2 separate regions of the Mus musculus genome follow, and region 2 is linked to region 1. Evidence: chromatin loops called from intact Hi-C (ENCODE). Cell type or tissue: heart. All regions are shown on one strand. Each heading gives the region's core, and the rest is flanking DNA. Links, peaks and the distances in the headings are about the cores only. Region 1 holds the start of Cox10 (heme A:farnesyltransferase cytochrome c oxidase assembly factor 10). Region 2 overlaps Cox10 (heme A:farnesyltransferase cytochrome c oxidase assembly factor 10).

What was found. A loop is a pair of places that touch in the nucleus more often than their neighbours do. Peaks named below come from ENCODE experiments on the same cell type or tissue, not always from the same donor. Only the 100,000 strongest peaks of a DNase experiment are listed, where the experiment ranks them.
Region 2: a loop joins it to region 1, with 2.0 times the contacts of the local background. A loop is called at or near these places in 1 of 42 quality-filtered maps.

The regions. Positions count from the first base shown.
Region 1 is chr11:64,077,849-64,082,240 of GRCm38, reverse strand. It overlaps Cox10 (heme A:farnesyltransferase cytochrome c oxidase assembly factor 10), which reads left to right and starts at 2,769. Exons shown (of 7, transcript NM_178379.3): 1 at 2,769-2,905. The coding sequence starts at 2,863. It overlaps 2810001G20Rik (RIKEN cDNA 2810001G20 gene), which reads right to left and starts at 2,757. Exons shown (of 2, transcript NR_033780.1): 1 at 2,464-2,757. In heart, for the core only: no CTCF peak of the experiment used is centred there; a DNase peak (open chromatin) is centred at 2,740; H3K4me3 peaks cover 2,326 bases; H3K27ac peaks cover 1,370 bases.
Region 2 is chr11:64,000,686-64,005,077 of GRCm38, reverse strand. The region is part of intron 4 of Cox10 (heme A:farnesyltransferase cytochrome c oxidase assembly factor 10); the gene reads left to right. Among named protein-coding and RNA genes, the nearest start is that of Gm51866, 30 kb to the left of the region's middle. In heart, for the core only: no CTCF peak of the experiment used is centred there; no DNase peak of the experiment used is centred there; H3K27ac peaks cover 871 bases.

The DNA of each region.
Region 1 (4,392 bases), core at 249-4,248:
GCATCTACTCTAAGAATTCCCATCAGTAATTTACAAAGCTGCCATGCATGCCAAACTGTGCCTAGAGCTGGGGATGGGCCAACCACATTGTTACAGGTGCTCAGCATGGCTCTGCCCATGAGGGCCACAATGTAGCAAGAGTGGCAGAAGGAGAAGGGGCTAGTTTCTCTTCCTCCCTGCTTCCCATCTGCTGGAAGCACAGTTTAAAGATGTTACTCCCTAGCAGTAGTTGAGTCCTCTTGAAGTTTTCTCATCATGCAAAGAATCAGCATGGGGCTGGAGGTAGAGCTTAGAAGTGCCTGCTTCATTTAAACCCTCAGTAGCAAGGAACAAAGGAAGGACCCCAACTCACGACCATTAAAATATTTCTTTTTATTTATCCCTATTGTAAGTAAGATTTTTTTTTTCCCAGAGAGGAAGTATGCTGATGCCAAGGAATACGAAGCAGAGGCTGGGGAACTTGTAATCAGTGAGAAGCTGGCATGATGAATAATGAAAACTGAGGGAGTCTGTGGTGGTTTGAAAAAAAAAAAAAAAAAGACCCACATAGGCCCATAGGGAATGGTCCTATTAGGAGGTGTGGCCTTGTTGGAGGAAGTGTGTCACTAAGGGGTGGGCTTTCAGGTCTCAGGTGCTCAAGCCAGGCCCAGTCTTTTCCTGCTGCCTTCACATGCTGATGTAGAACTCTCGGCTCTCCAGCACCATGCCTGCCTGAATGGCACTATGCTTCCCTCCATGATGATATGAACTAAACCTCTGAACTGTATGTCAGCCACCCTCCGTTAAATGCTTTCCCTTGTAAGTGTTGCTGTGGTCGTGGTACTTCTTCACAGCAAGGGAACCTCTAACTAAGACAGAGTTGGACAGTCTTTAGACAATTTCTATGAAAATAACACCTATTATCTCCATAATGTATTCATGTATGAAATATATGAAGATACTTATATACAACTATCTTCATAAAATTTTACATCTACAAAATTGGTATCAACTGTCTACACTAAGGTTTTAAGTATATTGAAAGTTGTATAACCACCCCACAATCAATTTAGGACTATTTTCATTTTCTCTCTATCTAAATGAGCCCTGTACCCACCAGCGACATTCCTCTTTTCTCTCTACTCCTCCCACTAGCACCAGGTAATTACTTACCTACTGCCTCTCTTTAATGACTTAAGAATTCTGGAATTTTCATACACATGGAAACTATCTAATACATGGCCTTTTGTGATTGATTTCTTCAACTTAGTATTGTTTTCATGGTTGTAGTATGTATTTGCACTTTATTTTCATTTCATGGCAAATAGGCCAGTATGTGGATATGTCACAGAATATCAGTTGATGTATAACTTGAGTTATATCCACTTTGGGATATTATGAGTGAATGAATGCTGTCATTTGTCTTGGGAATATACCTGGGAAAGGCACAGCTGGGTCAGGAGGTAGCGCTGTGTTTAACTTATTGAGGAACACCTAAACTGCTTTTCCAAAGTGGCTACAATATTTTATATTCCTATAAACAATGTATCAGGATTCCTACTTCTTCACTAACTTGTTAACTCCTGCTATTGATTAATTTTGTTTATAGCCATCTTATAGGTGTACAGTCCTATCACTTTTTGGTTTTATAACACAAATTTTAAGAGACAACTATAAAGAGATAGGAAGTACAGTAGACTGCTATACAATCTACAGTTTGAATCACGCAATCTCTCTAGCCCTCAGGTTCCATACCATGTAACCATTGAGTTAGGTATCTGAGATCTAGTTTGTAAAGGGCTAACTTATTTATGATGATCAGAGTTCCAGGAACAGTGGGTCTAATTAACCAAGATAGCTGTAAAGCAGAAGGCCTCCCCTAAGCAGCACTCACTGTTGGTGTGATTAGATCCCAAATTGTGCTTTTCATTTGTTGATTTAAGGTTTGTACTTTGTAATATTTCACTTAACACAGCATTTCAAAGTGCTCGAAAAACAGTGGATTGAACAGTTGTTAACTTTTCAGTTATTCACCAGAAATCCATCCTCTTCTTCCTTAGTCTAAGATTAATTTGATGGGGACAACCATTATCCTAGGTCCACAGTGATGAACTGTGATGGGCCTCAGAAAATCCCATTCTCTGCTCTGTCTTCCTGGTAAACTGGAAAACTCTCACAGTTCCTTCTACTGAGCAGCAAGTTGGCTCTTCAAAGCCTTTCTTTAGCCTACTTCACAGAAATGCTAACCTCATTCCATAGCGCTTTCTACCTTATCCCTATCGGGATGACGCTCACCATGACCAGTTCTTGCTGCAGAGACACAGTGCGTGCTCTTACACAAACTCCTGTCTCAGTGGCCCCTGATCAGCACCTGAGGTGAACCACAGAGATCTCACCTCATCGCTGAAAGCAAACACAAACTGCCCTTGTAAGTCATGTTTTGCTCTTTTAATGAGTTTCTTTCTTCCTCGTTTTTTTACTTACCAAACTCCACGAGAAGCCAACAGCCTGCGCAAGATCAGCCTGGGTGACAACTGAGGAGGCATTCAATTCTTTCAAGCTCAGGGGACTGCCGGGCCGGGCCGGACTCCAGAGCCCTAACCCCGCCACGACTCGCCTTCCGCCCGCGGGCTCCGACGATCTGTCCCTCCCGGGCAGAGAGCTCACCTAGTCTACATCTGGAGCGTCTGAGGGGAAAGCGAAAGCTCTACCATCCGATCTTTATAAGCTCCGCTAGCCTAGCTTTCAGAGAGCGCTGGGAGCCGGAAGTGACAAGAGGAAGTCCCGCCTCACTCAGAGGGCGGGCTAGCAAGATGGCGGCGCCCAGGAGCCGGTGAGGTGAGAGGCGTCCTGGGGTCCTGGGGACTGCTGCACCAGTACGTTATGGCCGCGTCCCCGCACACCATTTCCTCGCGCCTCCTCACAGGTATTGTACCCGGTTGGGAATGATCGTGGACGAATTGTTTTCTTTTTTGCCATGTGCGGTACCGTGTTGCCGGCCGCCTGCAACCTTGGAAGCCCTTGGCTTGTCACTTGGCAGGGAGGTGACCTTTAGGGTCACCTGAAGGGACGAGGCCAAGTATTGTGGACCAGCTTTGCACCGTAGGCCAGGTGGTCCCTAAGGCTTGATATCCCGTGCTCTTTGGAGTTTCAGACAGTGCAAGATGGAGGGACAGGATAAACCATGGGGCTCCACAAGCCTGGCACATGAGAGCCGCGGTTCCTGGCCACCGCCTTTTAATGACAAGAAGCGCACCTCCCCCCCCCCCCCCCCCCCGTTAAGGAGCTGTCTTCCAGCTTAAAGTGTTACCTTAATCACCATGATAATGATAACTGCCAACTGAATCCCATTGAGCCAGCGCTGTACCATCAGTATGGCTCCTTCCATCAGAAGGACTTTTGACAGATGTGTGTTTATCACAAACTCTTGAAAAGCTCCTATATTTTACCTTTTCAGGGAGGCCAACCTTAGCACTCTAACTAAAATAGGAGTCTTTATCCTTCTTTTCTTATATCATATTAATTTATCATGAATAACACACGGTGTAATTGTTCACACCTGCAGTACAGATGTGCAACAATTTAGTGTGTTCCTCCCAGTAAGAGAAACACTTTGTGAAAGTAAAGATAGTCTGTCTCCCTGGTTCACCACTGTATCCCTCATGCCCAGAGCAATGCCTATGTGCATTGGTGATGCTCAGTCATTTGTGAATGAATGAGATTGTGCTGGTAGAAATTTTAAAGAGGAGGTTGGTTTTGTGACTAGTATCCATGGATGGTGGCAAAGTGATCTATAGTACAGACAAGATAGTGGAAGCCATTGTGTACCTTCTCACAGCCCAGAACCATCCTGTAGGCCTCCCTGTCACTTACACACTGCCCACTGTGTCTGGCTGACTGTGGTGATCACTGTGCTTCTGTAGAGCTCTTTTCTCCCGTGCGTTTGTATGATCCCAGTGCAGATCATTTGACTTTCTTTAATGAAACATTTACGCGTCTATAATAAGGTAACTGAGCTAGGTGATCTCAAAGGTACCTTCTGGCTCATAAACCAGGGCAGGAAGTGGAAGGGTGGGTAGAAGAGACAAAGTTGGGCAGTACTTGGTAATTGTCAAAGCTGTGCGTTGAGTGATAGAGCCTCCTTGGACACCTCTTTTCATATGACTGTCATTTTCTAAAATAAAAAGTTTATGGGGTTCTTCGTGTGTGTGTGTGTGTGTGTGTGTGTGTGTCTGTTGTGAGTCTTTCTTGACTCACTTCTTTGTTACTTTCTGTAATCGCTGATTGTGAGTATTCCTCGATGCAGACACTCGGTACTCATTCTTAGAGGGCTCATCTCAGTGCTGGACTATCTGTCTGTACGGACGCTTCTTCTTTGTATACAGATTCCTCAGGGCAACCTTTCTTTCTACT
Region 2 (4,392 bases), core at 330-4,329, 77 kb after region 1:
AATGTATCGGATTTTTAAATTTTTATTTAGCAGAAAATTAAGAATAAACTCCTACTATACCAATCAGTTAGTTGGCTAGTTAGTTGGCTAGTTAGTTTGGTTGGTTGGTTGGTTGTTAAAGTTAAAGAGTCACTGTAAAACTAATTGTGAATTTTATCTTGGTTTTTGTTGTTGTTTGCTTTGCTTTGGGGTTGTTTGATTTTGTTTTGTTTTCAGTTTTTAAAGATACTTTTTCTGTGTAGCTCTGGCTGTCCTGGAACTCACTTTGTAGACCAGGCTGACCTAGAATTCAGAGATACACCTTCTTCTTGAGTGCTGGGATCAAAGGCTGCGCCACCGCTGTTGGTCCTGATTTCAAACTTTGTCCTTATCATGGCTTCATCTTTCTTAGCAACACCTAATATCTTGTATTTATTCACATACCAGGAAAAAAATTTTTTTTTCTCCATTTTCTGTTAGCAGGAGACTTGGAGATATTTAGTGTTGATTCCGATTTCCCCTGCATGGGTTGGTTGGCCATGTTGCTGTCCTCAGGCCCCATGGTGAGGTGGGAAATATATGTGGTGTTCTCTAGAACAGCAGTACTCAATAAGTGATTTTCTGTGGCTTCTGAGAGAAAAGCCTATAAAAGGCTTAAATTCTGAGGGTTCTGGGCAGTTACCCAGCATTCCTACCCATCCTGCATGACAAACGGCTTACCCTTCGGTAGGAATTTCCAGCCTTCCCACATCTTTCAGTAGGAACTGCTACCCACTTCTCACACATGGGCGGTCTACTTGTACACATACTCAGCTTACCAGCTACAGTGAGGGCAGTTTCAGTCAGCAGAGTGAAAGTGGAACAGGGAGAATACAGGGCACAGGACAGTTGTTAAAACCTGGTAGGAATATCCCCATCAGTGACCGCCTTCTGCCACCCACATGTGCAGAAATAGCTTCGTACTTTTCTCATTTAATGTGAGTGTTATTCTGTTGTTATTTATTATTTCAAGGGAATGTTTCTTGCTTCTGCTTGCTATATTATAGTTTTGTATTAAGATTCACAAGAAAACACATTTTGTAGTATTGATGTTTTGTGGAGGTTGAAATGTGCTGTGATTGCCCCAAGACAGCATCTCAAGGGCATGAAGAATACAATGTCTCATAATAACCAGGTCATTTCCCTCTATAGGTTCATGGGGTCTAAAGTTTAAAGATACACTGTAATGTTTGGGGCAGTTCATAGAAAGCAAATATAACTACCATTTTAAAGGTCAGTGTGTGTAGCACTGTGTTTGCTGATAAGAAAGGCTTGCATTCTTCCCTCCTTCTGCCCCTCCCCTTCCTCCTTCTGCCCCTCCTCTTCTGCTGCCTGGAATAATCTCTCACAGATGATTAGACAACAGGTGCCAGGAGAGCGAGGCATACTGGCTTTGTGCCACATGTGCACAGTGGAGATCCAGTGTCACCCCAGGTTTTGGTGTATCGCTGTGTCCTTTCACGGGAAGGGATAACCCAGTTGAAATACATACTGCAGCTCCTGAGGGATTAAGTGTTTCCTTTGCTTTATAGTACAGAATTTTACAGTGTCTTTGTTTGGGAGTTCTCAGATTGCTTAATGATTTCTCTAACCCCCACCCCCACCCACTGTGACCAGATGTGTATTACAGCAGCGTTCGACCCTGTGCAGGTTGGCGCATTTCATTGCACAGCTTGTGATATAGCTTTCCTTTATTTATCAATGACATTTAAATCTTTTGCATTTTAGAGAGCCAATTGAGAGTCAAGATGTTGTTCTGTTGTTTAATCTTCAATCTTGTATTCTTTAATATTGTTGCATTCCATAAGATGCCTCTATAGCGTTTCAGTTGTAGATAGAGAGCTCTACAAGGATTTTATTTATTAACCAGATTTATGTCTATAGTGAGCCACAACTGTAGTAGTACTAATTGGTCATTTTCCCAGTCTTTTAAAGTTGAGGGGTTTTGTTTGGTTTTGCAGGATCTGCTGATGCCAGTAACTTTGGGTGCATTTATTTACTTTTCAGAACAGCTTTTAGAACTCACTATTTTAAGAATAGATTCTGAGGGAATTCTAGCCTTTGGCAGCTGTTTGAATGAGATTCCTTAGAGCCTTCTTAGAGGTTTTAGAAGACTCCACTCACTCTGGACTCCACATTGAGGAAGCATGGACGTTGAAAACTCAACTCATCCTCTCACTCTCCAGTTCACCTTGTGTTGAAGTAGATAATGCTCTTGGAAGGGGTGTGGAGCTAAGAGGAAGGGTTGCCTGGGGAGCGCTGGGCTTGTTCAGATGTCCAGGAGAGGAATCCATCACTGAGAGATACAAGCTGAATCTGCTGAGAGGAGCACTGGAGCACTGAGTTTCCTGGAAGCTAGGAGACAGGAGTTCCAGCTCCTGCAGGACACCAGCCAAGCATTAGGGGAAGAGGCTACTCTTGGTGCCTGGTTGGGAGTAGGAAAAGGAGTTTGTGTCCTGTTAGAGGGAGCCGGTGCTCGGTAACAGAGTTAGTTACCAACATTGAAGGTGGAGGAAGGAGAAAAGCAACAGTTGCTTGAGAATGGCCTGAGGCTGGGGCACTGGAGCTGAATGGCGGGGTAGTGGGGTTGGTGGTGAGGAGTGGTGAGGACCTAGTGGGCCTTGGCAAGCATGTTCTGAGAACGGTGATACCTCACCCGGCAGCATTTACAGTACAGTGCTTCTGTACAGGCATGGCTCCAAACATGGACTCTAGAGGAGCCTAGTCAGCCCTGACGTGAGTTAGCAGGGCCCCACAGGGGCAGCATGACGTGTACACTGCTGAAAGCCTGCCTCCGAAGAACTGGCGCATTGCTTAGAAAGGGCCGTATAGAGAGGGGTAGACAGCAGAAGAGTCCAGGAGCATGGACGGCTAGGAGAGCTTTGCTCGCCAAGTTGGAATGTTCACGTCATTCCCTGGGTGCTGCTGCCCATGCTTTATTCTGGAAAAGAACATGGCCAGCTTAGCTCCTAGAAAGATCACTGACTGCTGTATACAAAGTGAAAGGAAGGAGGTCAGCAGGTCGAGGGAGATGGTAGAAAAGTAGCTAGTGACTAGGAGGGCTGAGCCCATGGAGTATTCTGGTTATGTGATAGTGACTGTGTGTGACCTATTTGAGATTAGCATTTTGTCTTCCGATGTGACTCTGTGGGAAGAACAGATTATGATTGGTTAGGGTTCCCTTAATACTGGTTTTGTTTGGATGAGTTTAGTAATTATTTTATTCAGTTAACTTAGAGAGTGGCTATCTAGGTGTTGTATCAGTTTGGTCATGCAGTCAGGGTAGGCTCTAACAGGCCATCTCCCTGATTTCTTCTTCAAGGCTGTAGTTAAAGGTGTGTACCAGAGACACACCTGGCTTGGCCTTACTTTTGGTTTTTCCCTAACTAGAAAATGCATGGTCTTTATAGACACTGAAAAATCGGGAAGATAAGAATAATAAATCACCCTCCCTCACTACTCAGAGCAGGTATTATAAATATTTCATTTTCCTTCCATCTTTTGTGAGAAAGCAGTGTTTACAAATTGAGATTCCCCTGGCAGGAACAGAAGGTCACTTTACGGTAGAGGCTCTGGGAGCTAGGCAGGGCTGGGGTTTCTTTTACTCTAGGATGCAGCACTTGACTTTAATAAGGACTAGGTTACTAATGTTTTGAGCCTTTTTTATTTTTTTCTTTTGAGGACAAAGCCTTCATGAGAGGTGGCCTGTGTGACCTCTTCAAAGAACATTGCCCAGTCTCCATATGCATGAAAACCACTTTTGATGGATGCCAGACTGCCTGCATTTGCTATTTCACATGCCTCATGGGGAAAAAAAAATCTCAATGAGAATGAGTCGTAGTTTGTTTATTGGAGGTAGACCAGTAGGACATGGGTAACAAGGGAAAAGTGACAGCTGCCTGGGCATCTTAACTGATTTGTAAGAAGAAATGATATGTGGGTCCTGCTAGAGCCCCTCTCTGAGCTTTTTATTTTTTTTAAATATCCCTTTTAATCTGGTTGGAGATTGATGGAGATACTATCGAGCTGTTAGGAGCTGTGAGCTGGACGGGAATGACAAACACACACTGACAGCTTTCCAGGGGATGGATGGAGCAACAAGCCCTGAACTGCAGGGTGTGTCTTTCTGCGGGGCCTTTGGAGGAATGTTGCTCTCACACTGTGGGGGAGGGGGGCGGGGGGGGGGCGGGGAGAAGGGGGTGGAGAAAGGATATATCTTGTTACCTAGTTGGATATTTTCCCTAACACAACTTATAGTCATTGTAAGTGGCATTGAGGTACCCATCTGCCTAGCACCTTCATAGTTTCTTCTGAGCGTGGACTTTTTCTTCAATGTATAGAAATTAGCACTTGCAGTTTGAGTTGGAGCAGTGT